2 separate regions of the Homo sapiens genome follow, and region 1 is linked to region 2. The links are chromatin loops, found by intact Hi-C in ENCODE. Cell type or tissue: B cell. All regions are shown on one strand.

What was found. Peaks named below come from ENCODE experiments on the same cell type or tissue, not always from the same donor. Only the 100,000 strongest peaks of a DNase experiment are listed, where the experiment ranks them.
Region 1: it touches region 2 in a loop (5-fold over the local background); 6 of 110 quality-filtered maps call a loop at or near these places.

The regions. Positions count from the first base shown.
Region 1 is chr11:35,410,423-35,415,422 of GRCh38, forward strand. The region is part of intron 1 of SLC1A2 (solute carrier family 1 member 2); the gene reads right to left. Among named protein-coding and RNA genes, the nearest start is that of SLC1A2-AS2, 6.1 kb to the right of the region's middle. In B cell, a CTCF peak has its summit at 2,023; no DNase peak of the experiment used is centred here.
Region 2 is chr11:34,923,919-34,928,918 of GRCh38, forward strand. The region is part of intron 1 of PDHX (pyruvate dehydrogenase complex component X); the gene reads left to right. Among named protein-coding and RNA genes, the nearest start is that of PDHX, 9.8 kb to the left of the region's middle. In B cell, CTCF peaks have their summits at 2,362 (motif pointing right) and 2,373 (motif pointing right); a DNase peak (open chromatin) is centred at 2,373; H3K27ac peaks cover 506 bases.

The DNA.
Region 1 (5,000 bases), 490 kb after region 2:
GTATAGCATTTTATTACAGATGATAGCTTTGTGGACGCCTGGATATTCTGATCACAAGCAACCAGACTCATTATTTTATTATCTTTCTAACATTTGAATTTGGAAACAGTGGTGGATGCTGTGACATGCTACCCAGATCCCTTTCCCCCCACATTCAGGACTGAATGATTCATTTGCCCAGCTGCTGGGCATGTTGATAAGTGACAGCTCTTAACTATATTCCCCCCAACCCCAAGCCTTGCCCTGTACCGAGGGCCATGTCCCGTTCCAGCACAGCCCCATTCAATGGCTGGTTAATGCAGGAGTAGAAAGGCCAAATCTCTTTCCTCAATTCAGGATCATTCTGAAGGGCCATCCCTGTTCCAGAGCTCCTTGTGGGTGGGCAGGCTTTGGTGCGACTGTTTCAACCTCTCCCTCTGCCTACCCTGGCTTCCCTCATTCCTTCATAAGGATTTACGCTGAAAGCTCCTCCCAATAAATTCCATGCACACAAGTCTCCATCTCAGAATCTGCTTCCTGGGACCAACCAATGACACCTCAACCCCAGTGTATCAATACCTGTGAAAAGAATCTAAAGTTCAATGCTCTCAGACTAATAGATAATGAGTTCTACATTTGAAATGTTAGCAATTAATTATGACCTAAAAATCAATAATCCTTCAAATGCTAAGATTCTATGATGATTTTATAAATATCTGCTGATTGATGGGATTGAGTTCCAGAAAAATCCTGGGAAAATAGATTCAGTCTATAATTCCATTACTCTCTAATCTATTCTTAGAAATTAGCCCAATATTTATTCTTCACACCTTTTCTAGACCATATGTTGCATATAAATAGAAAAAATGATAGCTGAACCAATTCCCCAGGTACCATCAGCCACTTTAGAATGTCTGAGATGTGTGTTGTTGGTTGATAACCATCCATTTCACTCTTGAACAAGTTTGTTTAATTGGGTTTTGTTCATGTTGATGTCCATCCACTTTCCTAAGAAATCTATCAGATTCCAACTGTTCTTTCTTAATTAATTTTTTTAGAGACAGGATCTTGCTATGTTGCCCAGGTTGGAGTGCAGTGGTTATTCACAGGCATTGTTATAGCTAGCTCACTGCAGCCCCCAACTCCCACGCTCAAGAGATCCTCTCGCCTCAGCCTCCCGAATAGCTAGGACTACAGGTGCACACCACTATGCCCAGCCCAACTGTCCTTTTAAGTAAAGATTGAGATTAAACACAATCTGCAGCAGTTAGCTTTCCATGATATCTAAGAGAGAAGAATGATTTTCTTCTTTTCTCTGTTTTCTTTTACCTATCTCCCTTCATGTACTACTACTTCTTCCATTTGAAATTATCTTGTTTGACATCTACAAATAGGTTTGACAATCATTTTCAATTAACTAAACTTATTCTCACTTTTTTATGGTGACATTTTCTTTTGAATGGCACATCTCCACTCAAAGAATAACTTCTTTCTGTAATAGTTGCTGTCCTTCTTAAGGCATTGCCTCTTAAATTCTTTAAGATTCTTTAAGAATTTAAGATTCTTACATTATTTTTTCTTCAGAGACACTAGGTTATCTTGCTTTCTTTGAATGAAATTATTGAAGACACTTACTGGAGCAAAAAAAAAAAACAAAACAAAAATAAAAAGCAAAGGAAGGATCCATGAAATTTTAAGGAAATGTGGATTAATTGCAAAATATGGATAATACAAAACACAGTACAATTAGATGACAAAAAAAACCTAAAAACTCAGTAACAGCATAAAATCAAAACTTCTCTAAGTTCCAGTTTTTTCATCTCTAAAATGAGATAATATTCCCTAGGGGATTTTCAAGGATGAAATGAAGTCATATATATATAGCCACATAAGCTTGGCTGATCCTATTTATATTTGTTTATGGTGATATGGAACACTGTAGATATATGTCAATTGCCTCACTCTTACCAAATTCTATACTTGGTGGAGAAAGCTTTTATAATCAAAAGAGAATGAAATGCCATGGGAATTGGGATTCCCTAAGGATTGAAGGGCTTCCAAAGGGAGTCAGACCACCAGTGTGGACAAAGTGCTGACATTTACTGCCATCTGTTGGGTGATGAGCAAACTGTCCCACTCTTTAAAACACAGAAATACGCCTCTGAAAGATTTCTTCCTCAATTCAAAAGGCATCCTTAGCTCATCACTGTTTGCATCTGCTATGAAATAAATATCAGCCCCACTCCTAGAGGGACAAGACCAGTCGCTGTTTCAGTAAAGAGCGTAAGTTAAGTCGCAACCCTAAACAGCCACACCTGAAGGCTGCAAAAGAAAACATAAATTCCAGGGCCTGCTATAAGCTCAGCTACATTTGCCACTACAAAGCACATACCCAAGGCTCAATTCAATATCCCAAAGGTTGGGACCCATGTGGTCATGCCCTGGGCTCTTTCAAAGCACTGCCTCTAGACCAGACAACGCTATTGGCTTCCTGACTACCAAACCAATAATTACAAAAGACCTCTCCATTATGTACAACCCAGACCAAAGTTAAAGAAAATAACAAGAAGTGCTTTGGGGGGTGGGGGGAAAGGTAGCTTGAAAGATCTTTTTTTTTACATAGAAATGAGATTTTGAATAATTCTTCAAATCCAAAACCACTAGGCAATGGTGTATACCAAGAGAATGGTACGCACGCTTTCAATCTCTCAATAACTTCCTTGGAAAGGTAAGGGGTCAGGCAGGTAACATGAGAAAAGTAGTCTCAGAACAGACTGTGCCCAACCTGAAAGGCATATGCCCTATCTCAGGAGATGGCCATTCCTCAGCCCCAGTTAACCCCTGCCCTGCTGGACTAAGAGGTATGGCCTAGTAACTACAGGCATGGATCCCAGAGCCAGGATGCTTGGTTTGAAAGCCTAGCTTTGCCACTCACTGGCTGTAAAATCTTGGGCAATTCACCTACTCTTTCTGTGCCTCAGTTTCTATACCTGTAAAATGAGGCTAAGAGTCACTCCTGCTGCATCATATTGTTGTGGGGATTAAATAAATTGATACACATTAAACTGTTTAAAGCCAACTGGGATATAATCACTCAATAAATGGTACCAAGATAAAAGGGAAGGTTCTTTGTCATCAGATCTCCCAATTTTTAAGAGAAGCCAGAATCAGGATTTTTTTTAAGGTAAAAGTAAGTATAGGTGAACAATTAAAACATGTTCAAAATCCTCTGTGAGCCTATAAGAATATACCCATGGGCCACATACAGTCCACAGGCACCCAGTACCTCATGTCCAGTGCTGGGAAAAAGGCAAAGCGGGAGGCAGACAGGTCTCAGATTCACTTCCAACTTCGTCACCAGCTCTGTGATCCTGACAGCACAGTGGCTGGGAACTTGGGATGGCAGAACCACATGACAGAAAGTCCTGTGCCAGATTACAAACAGCAAGTGACAGATGGCCCTCCTGACCAAACGTAAGAGAAGAAAGTACTCTCAGTGATTTAAGTGAAGCCTCTAAAATAGAGGGGGGCATGGGGACAGCATCTCCCTCCTTGACCCCAAACATCATTCAAGGTCTTTAACATTGCCATCATCTATCCTAGAGACCAGGATTGACACAGATCAAGTCTAGCCATCAAATCGAGTTCATTCCCTTCATTCCATTTTCAAAGGACAATTCTTGCTCAGTGAGTCCATATTCTAAAGCAACTGTCGAGATTGCCAAAAACACCAAACAGCAGTTCAGCCAACAGTGGTCATATCTGTTTATCTAAGTGAGACATTAAATACATGAATGAAAAATAAATAAATATCAACACCATTGAGAAACAATACTTTTTAAAAGAAAAACCAGAGCACTAAGAAAATGGGTCTTCTTTTTAAAATTTTAAAGATCTTCCTTTCATTCTCCTTTAATACTGCGGGCCCATTGTCTTTTCTGACATCATTTAAAGCCAACCAGACAGATTTATAATGAGATGCTAGTCCTTTTCTATTCTACCGACAAATATGTGGCCCATCTGCCTCCAGTCAATGATGGAGCACTTGAAGATGGAGCAAAGAGATATTTTTAAACATTCCTTTAATTAATTCGTTCCAAGGAGTTGGCACTTGGAGAGTTGCGGGGTGAGGGGCGGGCAGAGGGAGGAGAGAGCAAGCTCATGATCGTGGTAAATAAAGAGATTTGCCATAATCTGGATTCTAAAACCCTTTCTATGAAGCATCCTGCCTGGCCCCCAACAAGCTGTTAAGGGCATGAAATCAAAAGCTGCAAGCAAGGCAGTGTCTGGTGTTTGTTAGATGTTTCTTCAGACTGCGAAGACAAGTTCTTTAAATGCAAGCAAAACTAAAATTTTATCTTCAGAATAATGCTTCTGCCTACTATTCCTAGAAGATTTAATACTATCAGTGTTTTAGTAGATTAAAATAATTGTAGCAGGCGACTGAAATGAAGAATAGTTTCAGCTCATGCCAAGAGGCAAGCCAGTCCAATGGGAGAAAAATTCAATATGAGAAACAATTCAGTTTGCCTTTAAAAGGGGGGAAACCAGACATCAGGGCATTGTGTGACACAGCCATGGAGGAGGGCAGGGAGGGGAGGATTTACATTGAAATCACTCTGTGTTGAGCTTCAAATCATGAAAAAGCTTTGCAATTCTGGAACTGTAGGATTTATGGCACACTGACCCAGAAATCTCACACTTAGCTGTTAAATATATTGCTCGTTTTTTGCAGCTGAAGCATCATCACTTAAGGACTTTTCCTTGTCTGACACATCCTTTAAAGCCAAAGCCAAAGGAGACACAAAACACCTAATTGTGTTGCATGGAAGAGGAAAAGAAGTGGCCATTGATACTGATGAACAGATTTGTCTTTTGGTTTTTAATAACATGGAGTTTCTGCCTCACAAGTTTCATCTGGATTTAGAAATTATTTCCTGAGAATTAAGCTTTCAATTACTCACAAGCGACTGTCTTAGTAAACATGAAATGGTTTTCTCATAGCTCTACTAATATCTATT
Region 2 (5,000 bases):
AATAGAGATCAAGAATTAGTGTACTTTAGTCATGAGAACACTGCTGAATAAGGTAAAGGAGAGAGTAAAAAGGGAACCTTCAAGTTTAGGCTGGGAAGGTGAAAGGAACCTGTGAATGCATCTCTCATTACTCCAAGAAGGAACTGTGATATTCTACAATATTGTGACATCTTACAATGTAATAGGATATTGTGATACATCTAGCCAGCTATCTGGATGCCTCCAGAATATACCCTCTTAATTGTTTCTATGCTGCCCATCAAAAATAAATAACTAACATTTTTGAGACTTATTCTTTGCCAAGTCCCATGTGTTACCTTCTTTCTTTCTTTCTATTTTTTTAGATGGAGCCTTACTCTGTCGCCCAGACTGGAGTGCAGTGGGGCGGTCTCGGCTCACTGCAACCTCTGCCTCCCGGTTTCAGGCCTCCCAAGTAGCTGGGACTATAGGCATGTGCCACCAAGCCTAATTTTTGTATTTTTAGTAAAGACGGGCTTTCACCATGTTGTCCAGGCTGGTCTTGAACTTCTGACCTAATGTGATCCACCCGCCTCAGCCTCCCAAAGTGCTGGGATTACAGGCATGAGCCACTGCTCCCGGCCTACCTTATTTCTTTACAAAAATCTATTTATGGCACCATTTTAGAGAAGAGGAAACAGACATAGATAGAATAAATAACTTGTAGGTGGTGGATCTGAAATTAGAGCCTAGGCAGTTTGATTCCAGTACCTATTCTCTAAATCACTGTGGTATTCTGCTTCTCCTTGAGTTTTTTTAAATTAAATATTTAAATAATAAAATATTTCATTTAGCACAATAGTACATGCATATAGTTTAAATAGTACTGAAAGGCTTGTAACAGTACAGTGGATCTCTGCCCCATCTCACCCAACTTTCCCAGTCTTCCTTAGAAGTAACTAGTTTTGTCTCTTAACTTTCTTCTGGCATTTGCCCATCTCTCTGTTTCTATTTTAGCCGTTTTCTGTGGATGACTGCCGGTCAGTGCCGCCCTCTGTTTTCCCTCCCCAGTGAAATTATTTTGTAATTCTTGGTCAAATATTCAGTGTTTACATTAAACAAATATTATGCACAATTGAGGATTGTCCCATATTTTGTTTGTTAGCTTTCTTTTTGCTGCAGTTATTGCTGCCCTTTAAATTTTTAGTTAGTTTTTTCTGTGATAATTTCTAATTTATCTCACGGTATGTAATAGCTTCTCCACACAGTTTTCTGTAATGTCAGCCACATCAGATACTTTCTCACTTAACTTATTTTTGCAGTTTTTATATATCCTCAGCTATGTAGATTGAACTTCAAGCTCTTCTTTTTGCCCTCTGCAGAGAAAACAAGCTTCAGTCTTCTGTTGAATGAGGGTAGGGTTGTTACCTACCACTGGATTAAGAGAGGGGATCCAGGTATCTAGCTACTTTTCAAACAGCAGCCACCCAAATCCTCCCTGGCTTAGGATACAGCTTTCTAGGGTCTCTTTAATTGATTATTACGTATCTATTTACTTTTCTGCTTCCAAAATTGTATGCTGTTATTCCTTTTCTCTGTGTCCTTGTGGGTTTCTGCTTAAAATTAACAAAAGCAAACAGCACATTTTTAAACTTAGTGTTAGTTAAGTTTGAAAGAGGAAGTAAGATTGGATAAATTTATTGTAGACATGTATGAAAATGTAGGTTATCAGAAATAAAAGAAATAAAAAGCCCTTATAGTAATATCACTAGCTAGAATGACTACTATTGTCATTTTGGAGTATTTCATTTCAATCTTTGTATGTGTACAAGCTGGGCAGGTAGTAATTGGATGATGCCATATACAGGTTTGAGCATCTCTAATCTGAAAATCTGACATCCAAAGCTTTTTGAGCACTGACATGATGCTCAGAGGTGATGCTCAAAGGAATGTTCATTGTAGCATTTGGGATTTTGGACTTTGAGATTAGGGATGCTCAACCAGTAAGAATAATGAATGCAAATATTCCAAAATCTGAAAAAATCTGAAATTAAGAACTCTTATAGTCCCAAACATTTCTGATAAGGCATACTCAACCTATATATTGCTTATGGGTTATCTTTTTTATGTTTGTTAGCATGCCAAGACCTGTAAATGCTGTTTTCACACAAACTGTTGTGCATTCATTTTCTGTTGTGGTCCATTGACATTTTCAGTCTATTTTTACTCCAGTACCACACCAAAATAACTATTTGAACAAAGAAGACTTATATGACAAACGATCCTTTAAAACAAAAAATACTATAACTGCCTTTATTCCAAGTGTTAATATTACTCTGTGCCTAGTGCTGATTTTTAAATTACTTTTACTTTATTCTGCCTTATTTCATCCAGCCTGCAGATGGCAGAATTGTTTCATTTGAACAGCAATTTTGAAGGCTCCGTTTTATTTAGTGTGTTCTGACATTGGAATGAGAAGTGATTAAATGAACAGTCTCTCTCCCTATTAGAGAAGAAGCAAATTAATGTTAGAGACAGGGAGCCACACTAAGAAAGTACTGGATAATTTACTTTTTCATTTGGTCTATCTTCATTTCATGATTTTTGCATGCTTGGATTATAAATGAACTAGAGCCTATAAATGAACTAGAGCATGATGTTTAAGCTGTACCATATGTAAACTGCTGAATTCCCTTAATTACTTTAGTCAGAGTAATGGAGCTTAAATCTGCTTCATATTAACCATAAAGCAGTTTGTTCTGCATTTGTATTTTAAGAGTTTGCTTGTATTAAATTTTTTTTTTAATCTAGAGACCTTTTAGCATTCATGAATCAATCATCAATTTAAAGCTTTGATATAATTGAGTTTGCTGAAGTATGAGCATTTTGTTCTTAGGATAAAAGAAATACTTTAGGGAAGAAGAAACTAGAATTAGATTAGTGTACCATATTTGAAATTGAAGTCAGAATTATGCTGTAGAAAAATTGGAAGAGCCCATTTGAGGAAATACAGGAATTGCTTAGAGGGATTACTGTAAAATTCAGTGATTGGTAAATTGCTCATGTAGCAGAAATGGCAGGGAAAACAGCAATAAGCTAAGCAAAAAATTTTAATGTATTGTGTCATTCTGTTGATGTAAAAAAAGAGTAAAATAGTTATGAGTCATGAGACTTTACTTTTAAAATCAGCAAGTTTAAATATAAAGTACTGGACCACATACATTACAATAGTCATTTAAAAATTTTTAAAAATGTTTTGTAACTGCTGTGGAAGGGTAGACTTCACAAGCCAATTAGATATAATTTGCTAGCTTTATAAGAAGGAGCAGAACACTGAAGTGACTACAAAACGTTAAATTTTAACTAAATTTTGAGAACTTTGTGAATACTAATTGAAAAACTTGTGTAATGAGTGCAGCAAACTACTTACCTGTAGTTGTGGGAAACTAATACTAGGAAACGTAATTGGTGCATATCTTAAGGCCTTCTTAATTTGACAAGAGAATGGTAGAATGTACAGCTTACTGGAATAAGGAGGGAGTCTGCATATAAGTTCAAATGCAAATTAATTAATATTAGGTAAAGGATAAAATTCCATTCCAAGGAGTCTAGAAAAGTCTACACTATCTTAGTAGAGTTGACAGCAGCCATAAAGGGCAGATATTAATTATGTGCAGGCCTGTCACTTCAAGTTTATCTTACGATTGTGTAATTACTTTCCCATCAGAAAAATACGTCTGGAAAAGATACCATATAGTGTTCTAATCAAAAGAGGGTATGCTAGAATGAAATATGTACTTTTATTAACACATTAATGCTTATGAAATGATTTTTCTAGCATGAAAGCCTGAGGATAGATTAGTTAGAATAACTACAAAATATATTGCACATTTAACTCTCCGTAATAAGCGAGTGTAATCTATCAAGAGATAGTATTGAATAATGGAGATGTCCAAAATATCTTTCTTTGGTTTTTGTCACCTTCATTTCAGAGTAAAGATAATGATCTACTACAGAATTTTTGTATTATCATAATTCAGATAAGCAATTTCAATTCATTTCATGAAGGGTGACTAAGGAACGATTATGTTCTTTTTATTTTTAAAATATGAAAATTTTTGAGGTTCTTGATGTGGTAACTTGAAAGATAATAATAAATGCAGAGGTTTCATAATATAGTCCTTAATGTCAAGAGTAATGGAAATGTGAAGGTCTCTTAGGTGAGAGATTATAGCAGGAGATAGAATCATAAAATAAATGTGAATTGTGTCGTGACAACTGGAACCAAAGCATACAAATATTGGAGAGAGACTTTAAGAGAATTAAGTTAGTATTTGTCGTAAATTGGAATCTGGCTATAGAAGCATTGAGGTCCATTTAGTTGCTTCTTTGAAATGGAACTCTTTGATATATAAATGTAATATGTATATATTTATGAAATATTCTGTTCATAATGCCTGGCTTGAACTTTTTGATAGAAAGAACACATTGGGACTTTTTTTTTTTTAAGCCTTTGTTTTCGAAAAGAGGCTGGCCTCTTACCGTGGTGCTATTTAAAAGATAAGAGTTTTTTTTTGCCCACCCCCCTCCTTTTTTTTTTTTTTCCCCAGAACAAGTGAGTTTGTTATTCTGAGCTTAACAAAATAAATGCTGAGGCTCAGGCTGACAGTACATTCTTTAAGCAACTGTTTTTGATTTTTTCATCAAGCCATGTAAAAAAGAAAAAGGCAGTAGACACACCACATAGTGTAGAGGATTAGAAAGCTCATTCTGTTATCTCCAAATGCATTCAGTGTGTTAAGCTTTATGCACGTTTTAAGAATTCTTGCAATTAAGTGTAGGATTGTTATGGTTTGGATTTGGAGATGCATCACTAATGTTATAAGTTTTCCTGTGTGTAAGAGAGTATGTGTGTATGTGTGTTTTCCAAGTGCACTTCCCTAATTTTAGTTCACTCAAGAATTTAGTTCTCCAGCATTTTATAGACAAAACATTATGGTTGTATTTAGTAGTTTGCATTATTTTTTACCTATTTAATATTT